2 separate regions of the Homo sapiens genome follow, and region 1 is linked to region 2. Evidence: chromatin contacts called from ENCODE POLR2A ChIA-PET data. All regions are on one chromosome and are shown on one strand. The core of a region is the stretch at or near the end of the contact, and the rest is flanking DNA. Distances in the headings are between cores, read along the strand shown.

Evidence for each region. ChIA-PET counts read pairs that join two places held with the same protein, here RNA polymerase II (POLR2A).
Region 1: POLR2A ChIA-PET joins it to region 2 with 12 read pairs in BJ. The contact joins the promoter of TBC1D10C here to the promoter of RHOD in region 2. POLR2A ChIA-PET finds 5 or more read pairs at or near these places in 3 of 52 experiments (A673, BJ and Caco-2).

The regions. Positions count from the first base shown.
Region 1 is chr11:67,402,271-67,407,369 of GRCh38, reverse strand. It overlaps TBC1D10C (TBC1 domain family member 10C), which reads right to left and starts at 3,287. Exons shown (of 9, transcript NM_001369496.1): 1 at 3,016-3,287; 2 at 2,186-2,285; 3 at 1,864-1,971; 4 at 1,669-1,775; 5 at 1,353-1,467; 6 at 678-743; 7 at 354-543. The coding sequence starts at 3,167. RefSeq lists an enhancer at 2,140-2,309.
Region 2 is chr11:67,053,629-67,059,233 of GRCh38, reverse strand. It overlaps RHOD (ras homolog family member D), which reads right to left and starts at 2,387. Exons shown (of 5, transcript NM_014578.4): 1 at 2,200-2,387. The coding sequence starts at 2,331. RefSeq lists silencers at 2,249-2,318, 2,329-2,488 and an enhancer at 5,308-5,417.

The sequences.
Region 1 (5,099 bases), core at 2,038-4,537, 350 kb before region 2:
CACTTGATTCCCAGCTGCAGATCCACGTCTGGAGCCAGTGAGCACCCAGCAGGTGCCTGCGGGCTCTGGGGAGGAACGCCTCCTACTGTCCCTGAGAAGCTCAGGCCTCCATGTGCTGTGATCACCCTGCTCCTGCCCCATCTGCCTCCTCTGGAAGCCTCCCTGGCCCAGCTCTGCACCAGGCGGTGCCTGGGTGATGGGTGATGGGTGATGTAGCGCCAGGCACCAGGCCATCACCTTCGGCACACCCAGTCCTGTGATTTGAGGCTCAAAAAGGGAACCCTGGAGCTGGTGAGCTACCTCCCCACCCACACCCCAAGGCTCCTGCCCCAGCCACTGGCTGCCCCACTCACCCTCACTGAGGAAGGCATCCCAGACACGCAGCACTGTGGGGAAGGGCAGGGAGCGGGCGAAGAGGCACAGGAACCACTCGGGCAGGTACAGCAGGGGTCCGACGCCCACCTGCTGCAGGTGCTTGTGCACGTGCGGAAGCAGCCGCCGCAGCAGGGCCATGAACACCTCGGCGTCCAGCCGCACAGCCTCCTGTGGCCACGTCCATCAGCAGGCCAGCACCGCCACCCCCAGAGCCCAGGCTCAACCTCCCTCAGTCCCCAGACCCCCACCCACTCACCGGGCCCCTGCCCCTCCTTCCTCCAGCCCCCATGTCAGCCTCTCACCATGTGGGGCCCGTAGTACCCAGGGAGGTAGACCTCACAGATCTGCACCAGGCACCAGAAGGCCTCCTGGGGAAGGGGCAGGGCACAGGCCTGTAAGTGCTCACCAAGGAAGGGACCGTGGAGGAGAAGGCAGGACAGGGGAAAGGAGTGAAGGGGAGGGCCTGGGCACCACAGGGGCCTGCACTCAGGGCCACTCCTAACCTGCGCAGTTCCTGGAAGCCCTTCCCAAAAGCCCCCTCCTCTGCCCAAGACAGGGTCTGCTGAGGGGTTTAGGGTGTTGGAAATCACAGGGCTCATGGTGTTAGATTTGAAGGTCACAGGGTTGGGGTTCACTGGCCAAGGGTTGGGAGTGTCCCAAAGTTCAAGTCCTGGGTTTCTGGGTCTTTGGGGTTGGGGTCGCAGTCCCCAAGTTCAGAATCAGGAGTCGTGGGGTCAAGGTGATAACATCCAGATTCCTAGATGACTGGGGTCAAGGCTGGGGTCAAGGGTCCCAGGTTCCTGGAGTCAAGGTCATTAGGCTTGAAGGTCACTGAGGCTGGCAGTCATGAGGACCTGGGTCACTAGGACAGGGTCCAGGAATCAAGGATTGCAGGTTTCTGAGGCCACAGTTCCTGGGGATGGGGTTCCCTGGGCCTAGGTCACTAGGGTTCCCAGAGCAGGGTCAAGGTCACTCACCTCTGGGGGCAGGTGCATGAGCAGCACAGCAGCCACGGGCCCCTGGGCCTGGCAGTAGCCCTGCTCCGGTCGATACAGGGTGTAGGCCTTGAGCACCTGCAGGAGCCCCTGCTGCCTGTGCCGGAAGACCCCATAAGGGGCCAGTCCTGCAGGCACCCCCTTCTCCACCCTCTGGGGGCCTCTGCCCAGGCCTCAGCCTCCCTGGGCCTTCCTGGGTCCCCTGAGATGCAAGACTGTAGAGCTGGGCTAGGGAAAGTGGGCTGGAGCACCTGGGGCTTGTGGGGCTGGGGGTCCCTGGGCATCACCGGCCTCGTACCCGTGGCCCTGAGGCGACACAAACATCTCGTGCAGAGGGAATTGACGGTGCAGGTCCCTGCCAATGGTCTCCATCCACTGTGGGTCTCCAGGGGCCTCTGCCAGCTCCTGTGGGTAGCCAGGAAGGTGGGTGTGAGGGTTCAGTGTGGTGAGGGGCTCTGGGTAGGGGAATTGGGGCCCCTGCCCACTCCCTCACCTGATAGGTGCCAGGGCTGTTCTTCTGGCACACATGGGCCCCACACAACAGGGGCCAGCATCGGGCGCGCAGGGCAGACGGGATGCCTTTCCGGCACTGCATCTTTACCTGTGGGTGAGGCCAAGGGCTCCACTAGGCAGCCTCCATAGCTCCTGCTGGCAGGCCCCAGGCACAGCTCATCAGCAGGCAGGGGCCCACTTTGGGTGGCAGGGAGCAAAGGCCGGAGGTGCTGGGACACAGGGTGGGTACATTTTGCCAAGATGTGGGCTGAGGCAGAGAGGAATGAGCCATGGAAGCCAAGTGGGGCCCCTGCCCCCCTCACCTTCTTGTACCGCCGGGACATGGTTTTCTCCCAGTGCGAGGTCATCTCCACCCACTTCATCTCCCGTTGGCGGATGAGGTCTGCAGGTGGGTGGCCCGGCCTGGGGGTGCATGGCACAGGTATCCAGACGCTGGGCAGCTGTTACCCAAGGCCCACACTGCCACCCTCCAGGCTACCCAGGTGAACCCAGCTCCTGGCCCTAGGGATCTCTGGGAGCCCTGTGGGGTGACCTGTGACCCAGGAGCTGCCAATGCTTGTCACGGGGACAGGAAAGGATGTGGCTCCGACGTGGGCAGAAGCAGGAGACTGAAGGGGTGAGTGGGTGTGTATTGGGGGAGGGACTGGTTGGCTGTCACCCAGGACAGGGACACAGACAATTCATAGGGGAAGCTGGCTGGAGAGAGCCCTGGACTGGAAGCCCAGAGTCCTGAGTTTGAGTCTGGGTCTGTGTCTGATCTGTGTGACCTGGGGCAAGTTTCTGTCTATATCTGGACTTGTGTTTCTGTCTGTAGCTTGGGGAAAGGGGGAAGGAGGAGGTATGGGTTCTGTGATTTGGATCTGGGATTCCTGAGCCAGAGGTTCAAAGGGGAAGGATGTTCTGCCCCAGTAGTGGGTGCAAACCCTCGGAGGCTGGGGGTAAGAGACGTACAGAGGCCTCCCCGGACCCTTCCCACCTTAGGGTTCCACCTGGCACCTGCAGAGGGGTGCTACTGGCTGAGTCCCCCTCCCAATCCCTACCACCAGACCCTCCCGGCCTCCCTCCAGAATTCAGCCCTCAGCCCCCTGTCCTCTGTCCCAGCATTCCGCCAGCCCTCACCCTGCCCCCTTACCCTGGCTCTGCTGAGCTGCCCCCAATGAATCCATAGCGGTCGGCCTGGCGATATGGGCCAGGCCCGCTGAGCTCTGAGTCGGACCCCAAGGAGCTGGAGTCATCCTGCAGCTCGGGAGGCTGCACCAGGTCCTCCCCCAGGGCCTGGGCCATGGTGCCCGGGGCCTTCGATGCCACAGGCAGAGAAAGTGGGGAGAACCAGTGTGAGGGGCCACTCCCGGCCAGCCTGGGGCCTGGCTGCGGGGTCAGAGGGGGGAGGTTTCAGGGTATCTCACCAAGCCCCCTATGTCTCCTCTTTTATGGGGGCAGGGGCTAGGCCCTGCCCTGACAGAAAAGCCAGGCCTCTGTCCGGAGACCCAGCCCCAAGCCCTGCCCCTGTCCCCACCAGCCCAGCTCACCTCCCGCAGCACCTCACCTCCTCCTCTCACTTCCTCCTCCTCCTCACACAGCTTTGGCAACCGCTGGGGGCCCCTCCCAAGGGTGGGGGGTGTCACCCCTTCCTCTCTGAGGCTCTTCCTGCCTGCCCCAGTGCCCCTGAGCTGTGGGCTCCTCCCACCTTCCCCATGGCCCCAGTGACTGCAGGCTTGAGTTCCTGTGCTGGTGTGGAGGGCCCAGGACTGTTAGACGCAGGGGCCGGGCCACCTCCAGTTCTTTTGTTTGTTTCTTTTGAGACAGAGTCTCGCTCTGTTGCCCAGGCTGGAGTGCAGTGGCGCGGTCTCAGCTCACTGCAACCTCCACCTCCCGGATTCAAGTGATTCTCCTGCCTCAGCCCCCCAAGTAGCAGGGACTACAGACAAGCACCACCATGCCCGGCTAATTTTTGTATTTTTAGTAGAGACAGGGTTTTTGCCACATTGGTCAAACTCTTGACCTCAGGTGATCCATCCACCTCAGCCTCCCAAAGTGCTGGGATTGCAGGCATGAGCCACTGCGCCTGGACTTCATGTTTGTTTCTTGAGACAGGGTCTTGCTCTGTCACCCAGGCTGGAGTGTAATGGCACGATCTGGGCTCACTGCAACCTCCACCTCCTGGTCTCAAGAGATCCTCCTGCGTCAGCCTCCACAGTAGCTGGGACTGCAGGCGCGCACCACCATGCCCAGCTAATTTTTGTATTTTTTGTTGAGACAGGGTTTCGCTGTGTTGCCCAGGCTGGACGCAAGAGACCATCCCGCCTTAGCCTCCCAAAGTGCTGGAATTACAGGCCTGAGCCACCACGGCAGGCCCACTTCCAGTTCTGAGGTTACTGGCATGTAAAGCACCAACTCAGGGTTCCAACAAGAATTAAGGTTCATTTATCGTCTGCTCTTCTTTTTTTTTTTTTTTTTTTTGAGACAGTCTCGCACTGTCGCCTGGGCTCCACTTCCCAGGTTCAAGCGATTCTCCTGCCTCAGCCTCCCAAGTAGCTGGGATTACAGGAGGCTCCCATCATGCCCAGCTAACTTTTTGTATTTTTAGAGAGATGGGGTTTCACCATGTTGGCCAGGCTGGTCTCGAACTCCTGACCTCAAATGATCCGCCCGCCTAGGCCTCCCAAAGTCCTGGGATTACAGGCGTGAGCCACTGTGCCCAGCCACGTCTGCTCATAAAGTAATTATTTTTATGTGCACACCCTGCAATATTACTGTGCTACTCAAAAGCTAATTATGGGGCCAGGCTTGTTGGCTCACGCCTGTAATCCTAGCACTTTGGGAGGTCAAGGGGGGTGGATCACTTGAGGTTAGGAGTTCAAGGCCACCTGGCCAACATGGCGAAACCCCACCTCTGCTAAAAATACAAAAATTAGCTGGGCACAGTGGCGCACGCCTGTAATCCCAGCTACTCCAGAGGCTGAGGCAGGAGAATCGCTTGAACCCGGGAAGTGAATGTTGCAGTGAGCCAAAGTCGCGCCACTGCACTCCAGCCTGGGGGACAGAGCAAAACTCTGTCTCAAAAAAAAAAAGCGAATTATGGGACTTATAAGAAAATATTAATTTAGCATGCCCCAAGGACCAAAGTGCGCTGGGAATTCAGCCGTAGCTGTCTTTGAGTGTGGTCAGCCGCCTGGGCGCCACAGAGACCCACGAAGAAGTGGGGGGTCCTCCGTG
Region 2 (5,605 bases), core at 1,138-3,637:
GGACTCTCCTGCTCCAGGGAACTCAGAGCCCCCAGACGGGAGGAGCCTGGACAAATCCAGCCCATTTTCCTGGTGATAAGCATGCCCTCCCCCCATTTCTGGCCAGCCCCAGCATGTCCCTCAAAGCATTCACATCTTATCAACTGGAAGAGGCCCATTTCCACGTCATAACTCCTCTGAAGTTGGGATGGTCTCACCATCAAGGACATCTCAGAGCTGGTGGTGAGGCATCAGCCCTCCAGCCCCCGCCCATCAGGTGCCTTCCCCTGGGCCTGGGCCACCTGTCCCTGTGTGGTGCTCTTCCCCGGGTGCCCTCATTGTTGGGTTCCCATGGGCAGCATCTAGGGGCCCAGAAACATGTTTCCCCCAACTTAAAAAAATGTATGACTGGTCAAAGGAGGTGACACCAGCTCCGCAAGCTACTAAACAAAAGTGGCTCAATGCCACTGCAGCAGAAAGCACATGGGCCAAGGGTGGGAGACAGGCAGACAGATATCATCCTGATAAGAACTACAGTGTGATAAGAACTGGGGTAGGCCCGACCGTCCTGCTTGTGCTCAGATGCTCCAGCACCTATACAACCCCAGGGGCTTAGAGGATGCTGGGAAGAAAAGGAGGAAGAATGCCAGTTGCGGTGGCTCAGGCCAGTAATCCTAGCACTTTGGGAGGCCGAGGCGGGCAGATCGCTTGAGGCCAGGAGTTCGAGACCAGCCTGACCAACATGGCAAAACTCCATCTCTACTAAAAATAAAAAAATTGGCTGGGTGTGGTGGCTCACACCTGTAATCCCAGCATTTTGGGAGGCCAAGGTGGGCGGATCACCAGGTCAAATGATCGAGACCATTCTGGCCAACATGGCGAAACCCTGTCTCTACTAAAAATATACAAAAATTAGCTGGGCACGGTGGCACGCGCCTGTAGTCCCAGCTACTCGGGAGGCTGAGGCGGGAGAATCGCTTGAACCTGGGAGGCAGAGGTTACAGTGAGCCGAGATTGTGCCACTGCACTCTAACCTGGCGACAGAGCGAGACTCCGTCTCAAAAATAAAATAAAATAAAATAATTTTAAAAATTAGCTAGGCGTGGTGGTGGGCGCCTGTAATCCCAGCTACTTAGGAGGCTGAGGCAAGAGAATCGCTTGAACCCAGGAGGCGGAGGTTGCAGTGAGCTGAGATTGTGCCAATATCACTCCAGCCTGGGTGACAGAGTGAGACTCTTCTCAAAAAAAATAAAAATAAAAAAAAAGAAGAGATGCTGGAAGCAACTCCATGGACTCCCAGGACAACAGGGCTGAGAGGCGGCAGAGCAGGGGCCGCCTGGTGCCCGTGGAGTCTGCCTGGGCAGTCAGTGAGCATGTCAGGAAGGATTAACGGTGGGCATGCCTACAGCGCCAAGGACATGCCAGCTACCGCACGGGAGCTGCCTGTCAGCCTCCCCTGGGCTCCACTTCACCACTGCCCTACAGTCCCTCTACCCCATGGGGTTGTTGTGAGGAAACTGAGGCTCAGAGAAGCTAAGCAGGTTACAAAAGGGCACGGGGCTCAGAGGAGAGCAGAGACGCGGGCCCAGCAGCTGAGGCTACAGCTGGCGTGCTCCCACCCTCCAAGGCAGAGCCCATGGCATGTGCTTTCCAGCGGCAAGAGCTGGAAGGGAGACAATGTTTCCCAGGAGCGACATGTGCCAACTCTCCGTGAGTCCTTCCTGTGCACAGGCCGGGGCTGAGTGCTTGAGGTCTATTAACTCTCTGTCACAGTGACCCTGTGTGGTGGGCACTGTCACTCACCTGTGATGTAGTGAGGGACACAGGCACAGCAGGGTTAGGGGACTTACCCAAGGGCACACAGCTATAAGAGGCAAAGCCATAATTTGAACCTCGGCAGTCTGGCTTCCAAGCTCTCAGGCCCTCAGCGGAATTGTGTGGCCAAGTGCTGTCTTAGGATCTTGTGTGCACCCAGGTCGCCTCACTCAGTCCTTGTGACACCTCTCCCCGGTGGATGCCATTCCTCCGGCTTTACAGATAACATCACTGAGGCCTTCATTCCCAATGGCTGGGGCGGAAGAACTCTGCCCTGGACCCCAGGCCCCGCTGGGACACCCCTCGGAGGCCGGGTTAGGCGCACAGCCTGGGCCGCTCCGGCACGGACCTGTACACCCGGGCGCGCGAGCGGAACCGGGCGAGGCGGAGGCGCGGGGCACTCACCTCGGGGAAGGCCCCATCGGCGAAGACCATCAGCAGCGACGTCTTCCCGCAGCCGCCGTCGCCCACCAGGACCACCTTGACGGACCGCACGCCTGGTGGCGCCTCCTCACCCGCGGCCTGGGCCGCCGTCATCCCGGGGCCGGGCGCTGAGCGGGCGGGCGGGCGGCTGCGGCGCAGAGACCCAGACTGCGCGGGGCAGGCCCGGCGGGGCAGGAATGTGGAAGGGGCGGGGCGGCGGGAGGAAGTGCGAGCCGGGCGCCCCGAGAGCCAGGTGAGAGGCCCGGGCGGCTGGGCTGGGGCCCTTCCTCTCCAGGCCGTCTAGGTCCCTGAAGAAACGCTGCCCGAGCACCTACTGTGAGCTGGCCGCGCTGGGGCCACGGGAGGTCGGAAGGGAGAAGACAAACAGCGGGACCATGACAGTGGGGGCGGGGGTGTGCTCAGGGGCTGGGTCCCAGATCCCAGGCAGGAGCCAGTGACCTTTAGTGAATGAATGAATGAATGAATGAATGGTGCATTTCCCCAGGGGTCTCAGGACGCAGCACAACACAGGCGTTTCATGCCAGGTGGGAAGGGGATGACCCCCTTCACTGGCCCCACCAGGCCTGGCCTGCCCCCTCCCGCAGCACCAGGAAGCTCTGCTGCAGGTGGGCAGCCACCTGACACCGTGGCTGGCCACGATCTAGGGAAAGCGATAGAACCTTCCCTCTGTAAAGTGTGAGTGTTTCTTATTATTGCACCATGAGATGTCCCCCTGGTGCCCAAGGGCCCGGGGACCCTGAACTGTTTAAGACAAAATCCAGGCCCTGCCTTGAGAAGCCCACGGCTTAGAATGGTAGACACGCAGGACATCAGTGTGATCAGAACTACAACGGGAGTAGGGACAGGCAGCGGGACGGGAGTAGGGGAAAAGAGCTCCTCGCCCACGTTGAGGGAGTCAGGAAACCTTTCAGAGTCTTGAGGAAAAAGTGAAACACAGTCAGATGGGGGAGGGAAAAGGTGTTCCACCGGAGACAGCGGCACGTGCGAAGCTGCGGAGGCCGGAGCGGAATGCTGCCCCCCCACCCCGCCCCCGCAGAGGGTGAGGCTCGCTTGCACAGTGGTGCAGCATGAGGAGCTGGTGCTTGCTCAGTGGAGCACGTTGGATGCCAGCAGTAAATCCAGCATTGAACTGGGAACTCATTGTCACCTGATCTCTCCACTTCTCCTAATGGCCAGAGTTGAAATCTTTTAAAAATGGGCACAAGGGTCTTCCCAGATCTTGGACTGAGTGTTTCTATTGAAGCTTAAAAGAACAAGGGGCAGACGTCATTAGGTTCCCCCTAATTTATGCTGGTCATGACATCCCCCCTCATGGAGTTCCAAGTCAGGCAGGTGAAAAAGCACCTTCAACCTCCTTTAAACTCACTGTGGTCTAAAGAGGCAGCCAGGGCAGGAGTCACTAGGTGGAGAGGCAGAGCCCAGCTCCTTGACTCCTCTGCCCGGCTCCCGCTCCGGGCTGTGGTCTGCAGGCTGGATGGAGCCCCACTTGGAGGGAAGGATCCTCCCCAGCACAGCTCTGCCTTTCCAGGTGCCCCTTCCTCCCCGAAACTGCCACAGGGCTCGGCAGTGACTTGACACTGGGCTGGGCAGGTAGCTCCAGAGCAGGGCTCCCCGCCCCAAGGAGTGGTGAGAGGGGCCCCACCCCCTCGGATCAGCTGTCAGCATCTTCCTCCCAACTGCTGCTGTCGTCAGGCCTTGGGTGGCAAGGCTGGAAGGCAGGTGGGGCCAGACTGGGGGTGGAGGGAGCTGAGAGTCAGGCAGAGGCGTTTGGCCTTGGTTGCTATAGGGATAATCTCTGTAATGACACACTTGATGTTTGTCATGCTATACAGTTTCACTGAACATTTCCTAATAATAACAACACCCATTAGTGGATTGCAAGCCACGTGTAGGCACTGTTCCCTAGGAGGTAGGGACTCTTAGCTCCATTTCACAGATGAGGAGCCTGAGGCCCAGAGAGGCTAAGTTGTTGACTAACATCCACAGCTAGTAAGAGGCTGAACTAGAATTTGGATCCAGGCGTGACCCCAAAGCCAGGTGGTCTCCCTCCATCACGCCTCATCTGCACAATTGCAATTTCATTTAGCTCTCAGACCACGAGGTAGACCAAGCAGATGACCTGCTTCCTCCCATTTTACAGATTTGGGAACTGAGCCTCAGAGAGAGGCAGAGGGGTGTCTTAGACCAGCAGGACACAGCAAGGATTCAATCTCCTGACGTCAAGCCCCAGCCTCCGCTCCCCCACCATGCTTACGCTCCTGCGAGAGGGAGCTTAGTCACCAGGCCACAGAAATCGGCTCTGGTTGGCAGGGAATGTCCCTGAATCTCAGACATTGCTGGACCTGGGACCATACTGTTTTCCTGGAATTTATTTTTAGAGTGGTGGCCCAGGTCACACAGTCTGCCTGGCCAGGGTACTGTTTACTGTTTTAGTGTTTACTGAGGCTTCTCAGGACTTGCAGCCTGTGGGAGACTTAGGCCCCTCGAGGCCCCACCAACCCCAGGCCCAGATCTGTGGGGAGCCCAGCACCGTGGCCTACTGCCCTGAACCCTTCAAGGGCAGGGGCCAAGGCTCACCGTATCCCCTAGAGGAGTGCCTCTCTCAGGCTGGCACCCAGCTGTGGCTCAGGACGGTATGCCCAGTTGATCTCCTGGCCAGACAAACCAAAGGGACAAGAAAGAAAAAAACAGAGTGAGAAAGAGAGGAAGGAAAGACGGAAGGATGGACGGCAGAGGGGCTGGCTTAGAAGAATAAACAAACTGAAGAAATGAATAAAGGAACAAATACTTGCATGGATGACGAATACCACATGTGACATGAATGGGGAGTCTGTGGACAGGCAACCACTCTCCAGCCTCCGCCTACTCCAAGGCCCCCTGGCCTCACCCCTCTCCCCATTTTCTCACATCCCACCCCCATCCTAAGGCCAAATCCTATGCGGTCCTGATCGAGTCTCCACTGCCCTCATGTGGTCGCTCAGCTCCCTGCACAGTCATCACCTGGGGCTGCCTCCCTGCTTGGGGTTCCTGGCTTGGGGGTGTGGGGTGTTTGTGGATGGCTGAATGAAGGGGAGAGATACAGTCTTTCCCCTTGGAGTGGCTTGGCAGGGTGCACGGGCCCTGGTGTGTAGCTCCCGAAGCTCTTGGTTCCGCGTGCATCCCCTGTCCTCTGCTCTTTTTTTTTTTTTTTCCATGGGGAGTCTTGCCCAGGATGGAGTGCAGTGATGTGATCTCGGCTCACTGCAACCTCCGCCTTCCGGGTTCAGGCGATTCTCCTGTCTTAGCCTCCTGAGTAGCTGGGATTAGAGGCACCTGCCACCACGCCCAGCTAATTTTTGTATTTTTAGTGGAGACGGGGTTTCACCAT